Regions from separate parts of the Homo sapiens genome. Here region 2 is linked to region 1. Evidence: chromatin contacts called from ENCODE Hi-C or POLR2A ChIA-PET data. All regions are on one chromosome and are shown on one strand. The core of a region is the stretch at or near the end of the contact, and the rest is flanking DNA. Distances in the headings are between cores, read along the strand shown.

Region 1 (3,592 bases), core at 267-2,766:
GCAAGCCACTGAAACAAAAGCTGTTTGGGATCTTCAATGATTTTTAAGAGTATAAAGGAATCTTTAAACAGTTTGAGGCTGGGCATGGTGGCTCACACCTTTAATCCCAGCATTTTAGGAGGCCGAGGCAGGAGGATCCCTTGACCCCAGGAGTTTGAGACCAGCCTGGGCAAGATGGTGAGACCCTGTCTCTACAAAGTAGGTAAGTAAGTAAGTAAGTAAATAAATAAATAAATAAATAAAAATTAGCAGAATGTGGTGGCACACACCTGTGGTCCCAGCTACTTGGGAGGCCGAGGTGGGAGGATCACTTAAGCACCAAAATTTGAAGCAGCAGTGAGCTGTGATCATGCCACTGCACTCCAGCCTGGGGGACAGAGCAAGACCCCACCTCTGAAAACAAACAAACAAACCCAACTAGTTTGAAAACTTGCTAGCTTATATGATATTTAATTAACCTGTGCCTTCATAATATCAAGAACAGCTGGCATGAAAAAGGCTCGGGGGCAAACACAATTGACTTGTGGTAAATACAAGATCAGCTGGAGGGTGTTTTGCCAAACGGCTGAAAGCCAGGAGAGCTGAGCACGCCCAGGATGTCTAGGGGACATGGACACACCTGTCACCTGCAATGGCCAGATGAGAGGCCATCCATGGTAAAGGGGATGAAAACGGTCATAACAGGGCCAGCTATGATTGAACACAGGGTGAGTGCCACGCCCTGTGCTGGGGCGTCTCCTCGTGTCTCATTAGATCCTCACTGCAACCCCAGGAGGAGGTTTTATCTTTATTCTGGTTCCGCCATTATAAAGGTGGGAGAATTGGGGCTCAGTCCCCTCAGCTAGTAAGGAGAAGAGCTGGTCCTTGATCTCAGGTCTGCTGGTCCCCAGAGCTCGAGTCCCAGCTTCAGCTTCTCAACTCTGAGTCTCTGAAAAGGGTTTCCAAGGAGGCGGTGGAACCGTGTGGACTCAATGACTTCAGACATGGTCTGGGGCTGGGAGGCCAGACCGAGCTGCTGCAGGTAGGGAGGGCTGAGGTCAGGGTTGGGTGCCATCTTCAGGTTGTGGAAGCAACAGCAATGCCAGGACAGCAGGGCCTCCTCCTCCCCTGCGACCCACTGTGTGCCCAGACTCCCAGGGACAGAAACTCCGTCCTGGGCTCCACCGCTGCCTTCACTGCATCCCCTCCCTGTCCCACATCCCCCTGCAGGCCAGAGCCGAGCTGAGTGTGCTGCTGGCCATGGGGCTCTTCGCAGGCGCTGTTGAGCAGATGGGACCGGCTGTGCCCTGGGCCCTTCCACCTCACAGGCTGACGCTTGCTCAGAGCCCAGGAACCTCGAGCCGCCCCAGACGCGGCCAATTCTGAGGTCAATACGGGGCCCCGGTGGCCAGGGGCTCCAGCAGCTGAAGGTTCGAGTCACGGTGGAGGAATGGGGCGTGGCTGCTCTCTTCCCCAGGGTTGGGCTCCCGGCCGCGGAGGGGCAGCTGGCTCGTGCCCCAGTGGCGGGGGAGACTATTTGCTTACTCCCACCTCCACATGAGATAATCAGGAGGTCTCCTGCCATACTCTGCGCTTTCAGCATAATGGAATTCAGGAAAATTCCTGGGCCGAGCCACCCCGCAATTCTAAAGGCAGAGACCTGGGCAGCCTGCAAGGACCTCGGGATATGGGTACACTTCCTATCCCCGCTATCTTCCTACTTCTCCTAAGAAACCACTTGCCTCCCGGGACCCCAGGCCTCTGCCTCCTGCCTTTGCCCACGAGGTGACTCCACCAGGAGTGCCCACCCCCACATTGTTCAACTGAGTCCGCCTCTTACCCCACCCCAAGGCCAAGTTCAAGTGCTGCTGCTTCCTCCATGATGGCTGCCCGGATTCCTCCATCCCTATCCCCAGATATGCAGCAGTGGAGCGATGTTCCTGATGCGGAGGCAGTGGATGTCTGGAGAGAGAACCGAACTGGGGGGCCAGAGAAAGAGCTGGACGATCTTAAGCAAGCAATTTAACCTCTCTGAGCCTCAGTTTCCCCAGCCTCTGAACGGGGTGAGAATACGGAGGATTTCAAGGGGCCCTTATAGATCTGCCTCTTTATTGCCTTTTGAAAACTCGCCACTTTCCCCAAGCTGATTGAATTCCTGAGGCGTTTTGCAGAGGAGCTGCGGGAAGGGTGTGGAAGGGGGCGGGTCCGGGAGTGGCAGCCCCGTCCCCACGCCCCTGGGGTTCTGCGGACCAGCTCACTGGAGACCAGGAGGCGCTAAAAGGCAGCCCTGCGCTGCCCCCTGGTGGCCGATGTGGACACTGCAGCCAGGAAGCCTTTCCCTCCCGGCCTTCCGGAGACAGGCTGCCGGCTGGACACTCCCCTGGCTTCGCGGCTCACCTCTCACCTGGCTAGGGAACTCCTGACACCAAGGGGGACCCCGGGATGAGGGCGTTGGAGGGTGAAAGACTGGGTCTCAGCTCAGCCAATCAAGAGCGTAGTTCTGAAGAAGCCCAGTTGCGGGAAAGGAGTGAATGTGGCGGCCCCCAGAGGTGCGCCCAGCTGCTCCTCCGTCTGTGGGCTTTTCCCACGGCCTTCTCAGGAGCGCCGCCCAGCAGCTCCGCTGGAAGTGGTAGGTGCGCAGACACCTCCTCCCCACCCTTCTGCCCTCCTAGTCCTTCCACCCTGGGACAGTTGCCCCTTCCCAACCCTCTCTTCTGAACCCTTACAAAACCTTGTCCTGAGCCAGCTGTACTTTGTTCTCAAGCCCCCTCCTAGGACTGTGGACGGTTGAGGAGGGCCTCGGAAGGAGCCACCACTATCCCCAGGGAGGCCTTGGAAGTGGGCGTGATAGTGATGGGGAGTTCCTGGAGCAGGATCAGGGGCCTGTCTGCAAACACACCAGGGTCCTATCCTTTTTCACCATTGCCTGCCTCTGCCTTCTCCACTTCTCCCCAGCATTCTGTCTTCCCTGGCCTCTCCCGTCTCCTCTCTGCCTCTCTTCTCTCCTTAAGCCTTGCGTCTGTGTCCTCGTAGTCCTATGCAGGCAGGCTCTGCTTATCCCTGTTCCCTGAACCATTCTATTCCTAGATGGAACAGGATGGAACAGGTCCAGGGGCCGCTGGGCTCCGACACCCCTGGCCCTATTCCCAGGGCCTCCCTGTGTTATCTGAGCACCTTCCCAGCCTTAGTTCAACACGCTGAGGTCTGGGATTTCCATCTTGGACCCAGGTGCTCATCCTGCTTGGCCCTGACCTTCCCCTCCCCTGTCCACTTTGCCTTTGAGTCCTTTCTGCCCTCTCGTCTCCTTTACTTGCTTTCTCTCTCCTCCTCTCCATTTGCTCTCGCCCCTCCGGCAGTGAAGGAGATTTACTGGGCTGGGCTAGGGCTGGGGTTGGGGTTCCAAGGGACAGAGGGTCTGGATAATAAGCCGCTACTGTGCAGGCTTAGGAGTGTCCGCAGCCTCAATGAAAAGCCGAGATAACGCAGATAAATCCACATGCCCTGCTCTGCCTAAAAGACACACTTAGAAGATCCAATCTGTGACGCTTGGCTGCACTTTTTTTTTTTTTAAATTTTACTTTAAGTTCTGGGATACATGTGCAGAACATGAAGG
Region 2 (3,412 bases), core at 244-2,743, 190 kb before region 1:
ACTGCAGCCTCAACCTCCCAGGCGAGGATGGGAGGAAGGGAGTGAGGTACAGAGGAAGAGCAGGCGAGACCACGGGAGGCAGCCTGGGGGTGCAGGAGGAGGTTGCCATCAAAGGCGGAAGAGGCTGTGGCTGGTGGCTTTTCATACCTGGATGTACCCGTGGCTCCATTCACCACCATGCCTGGTGCTGTGGGGCTTTCCATGGCTGTGCATGCTGAATCCTGACCACAGTCCCTTGACAAATGCTCTATTATCACACCCTGTCATAGAAAAAGAGTGGACGCTCACACTGGTACCCCAACTGTCCTGCCGGTAGGTGGTGGAGCTGAGAGTTGATGAGGGCGGTGTGTCTCCAGCACCTGGGCTCCAACTAAGATACTCCATGTCCTCCCTCACGTGGGACATGCCCATCCTGCTCTGTGTCCCTCAGGCCCTCACTGCTCTGCCAGGTCCTCCTTCCTTCAGGCCCCTACCCCTCCTCTGGCTGTGTTGTTTTCAGAAACTTCTCCCTGCGTGTCCCCCTGTCCTGTCCTGTCCTGTCCTGGGACCCTGCCTTCAGGTGCAGGAGGCCATTCTCTTGTAGGAGCCCCATTAGGAATGACGTGACCGTCACAGGCATCTGTGCTGTGCTCCAGTGCTCCCTGCGCGCTGTCTGCCACCTGCACGTGTTACTGGAAATGCCCTCTTATTTCCCTTCTGAAACCCCATGCAACAGGGATGCGAGGTGGGAAGACATGAGTGGGGTCGGGGGCTGATCCCCCTTTGCCTAAAGAGTAACTTCCTAATCACGATCCAAAAAGAGAAGGAATGCTCTCCCTCAAGCCCTGCTCAAAACCACTTTATAATAGTAAGAGTCTTCACAGTGATAATGCATGCACACTGCCATCTTCATCCAGTGCCAGAGCCATGATGAACATTTGCATGCATTCGCTTATCTGACACGTAAGTTACCCCTTGAGGTAGGTTCACTATGTCTTTACTCTAGAATTCTCATTTGACAGATGACAGAATTGAGGCCAGAGGGGCAGGTGCCCATGGTACCGTGTCTAAATGTCAGAGCCGGACTCACATTCAGTTTCATTTCATTCCCAAACTCATGTGCTCAACTTCTTTGTTCAACCGCCTTCTAGAAGAAGTAGACCTAGCTGTGAGAGACCAGAACTGGACGATGACAAATATCAGTGCTGAACATACGCTGCTCAGAGGCTCCTATATGGCTCCTGTCCTCTGCACCGTGACGTGCTAGAGATGGCCCTTTGGAAAACTGAAAAACAATGGGATCCCAAGTGAGGTGACCATTGCAATATCCATCAAGGATTTTATGTTGCAGGGACTGGGCCAAAGCAAAAAGGCCTTTCATGGCAGCTGACGCTGGGGAGATGGAAAGCAGCCGTGAGGTAGAGCTAGCCCTGAGAAGAAAACGCCACCGCTTTGCTGTGGACCTCCGTGGGAAGCCAGTGGCCTGCGGGGAGCCTGTCCACTGCTCCTCCTGGAGCGCCCTCCCCAACAAGCGAGATTGACAGGGACTCCCTGCCCTGCTGCTGTCCCTGGGCACTCTGGACCCTACGAGGAGGGGAGGAATTTGACCTCTAATCTGAGCTCTCCTTTCTCAGGGACTGTGTGGCCCGGTTTATTTTTAGTGAGAGTACATGATTACCGAATCTACTAAACGGGCTTTGGTTAAAGAGCAGCACAGGGTGGAGGTAAATTTGGGAGGCTTCTCGGAGGACAGGCAGAGATGGAAAATGGGCTGGCGGCCACTGCTCCAATGCCTCGGGCCTGACCTCAGAGCCACCCCGAGCCCAGACGCACAGAATCCTAGCTGAGTTGAGGCCCTGACCTGCCCAGCCCAAACCGCCGTCACCTGCTCCCACCCCAGCTTCCAAGACAGGCTGGTGCTCCTTAGTAAATAGCTCCACCATATTGCTCTAAAACAAACACTAGAACAGAGGAGAAGGTGGTGGGGAGAAAGCAGGAAGTTCTGTTTATGGAGTGTCTGCTGGAGCTGGGAACTGTGCTAGGCACTTTATGATTCCATTTAATCCTCTTTGCGTTCCTCTGAGACACGTATTAAAGGAAACAAGAATTCGACGTGTTGAGTCCCTGCCCTGGGCCGAAGCCCTGTCACATGTGCTATTTCATTTATCCATCACAACAGCCCTGTGTGGCTAGGAGCATGAACTTGAGCTTGGGGAGGTCGAGTCACTCACCGAAATTCCAAAAGCAAATCACACCTGGCAGAGCAGCGGCTGGCAGGTGACTAACTCCAAAGCCCATGTGCTCAAACCTCTGTCCTACCTTGTTCCCCAAGGGCTGCTAGGAAAGGTCCCCAGGTTAGGAGAGTGAGCCCCTGAAGTTGGGCCCAGGCAAGAGGAAGCGAGCAAATTGCAGAACCACAGGGAAAGATAGGGAATCGGATGGGACAGCTAGCTTGCAGGGGTTGGGGGTCCTCAGACGCCAAGGAAAGCAAGGCGGAAACCGTGTCCTCATGGCAGCGTGCTGTCTCATCTGCAGGGCATGTGGAATGGAACCCTACCTGCAGAAGTGCAGAGTCAGGACTGCTTGCTGGTAACAGGTTCTGAGCGAGGGTGGAGGAGGCCTGGACAGTGGGGAGGATATGGAAGGGCAACGCTTTGGAGGCCAAGGCTGAGTGCATGTGCGTGCATGGAAGCGTCCCATGGTCTATGTTGATTACTTAGCAGATCTAAAGTCAGCCAAGGGCCCAAAAGGAAATGGGTTTTCCTTGGCCCAGGAGGGGATTTGGGTTAGATACAGGGATAATATTCTAGAGCAAGTGACTCACTTCTCTAGAAACCCACTGTGCTGAGTCACAGTCAATGTGAAAACACTAAGTATCACATATTGAAAGCAATGTGGGTATTGAAGCGAAGCTCAAATCCCAGTGGCAACAAGGGGTAGCTGTGTGATCTTGGGCAAGTTGGGTAGCCTCTCTGAGCCTCAGTTACTTAGCTTCACATTTCTTGAGTGCACCAGAGGTAAGGTGACCTACCTTCCAGAGTTATTATGTAGTGCCGTTAGCATAGTACCTGGCATGGAGCACTAAGGCTCTGGTGGCCATTGACACTATGGCCAAGGCAGAAAGTGAGAACACAGCAATAACTGGGTGAGAAGAGAAAGCCCTGGAGGAGGCTCGGGCAAAGCCTCCCCATCTGTAAATTGGGGTGGGTGGGGAGGTTGGACTATATAGTATGGACTTTTTATACCCCTCCAAACTCTTCTAGTGTCAGATTCTGGGATTTACTCAACTTGAGTCAGTAGGTCATGGAAAGAATCTCTCCATGTGATGGAGAGATGGTGATGGGGTCCCAGGTGGACGAGTTGGCCAATTTCTCAGAGCGCCTCGACAGTTGCAGTCCTTGGCTGGATGTGTGCCAGTCTTCCTGGCAGCACT

Evidence for each region. A loop is a pair of places that touch in the nucleus more often than their neighbours do. ChIA-PET counts read pairs that join two places held with the same protein, here RNA polymerase II (POLR2A). Pooled maps may share reads with other maps.
Region 2: a map of ovary shows a loop between it and region 1 (2.6-fold over the local background). The contact joins two enhancer-like sites. A Hi-C loop is called at or near these places in 1 of 168 maps with a recorded cell type or tissue (ovary), 1 of 37 single-sample maps with no recorded cell type and 4 of 50 pooled maps. POLR2A ChIA-PET finds 5 or more read pairs at or near these places in 1 of 52 experiments (H1).

The regions. Positions count from the first base shown.
Region 1 is chr10:123,993,480-123,997,071 of GRCh38, reverse strand. No RefSeq gene overlaps it. Among named protein-coding and RNA genes, the nearest start is that of CHST15, 98 kb to the left of the region's middle. RefSeq lists enhancers at 1,342-1,904, 1,905-2,467. Within about 2 kb of position 1,516, at least 18 of the 41 ENCODE cell types and tissues checked have a DNase peak (open chromatin) inside an H3K27ac peak, as active enhancers do.
Region 2 is chr10:124,180,536-124,183,947 of GRCh38, reverse strand. No RefSeq gene overlaps it. Among named protein-coding and RNA genes, the nearest start is that of CHST15, 89 kb to the right of the region's middle. Within about 2 kb of position 1,493, at least 2 of the 41 ENCODE cell types and tissues checked have a DNase peak (open chromatin) inside an H3K27ac peak, as active enhancers do.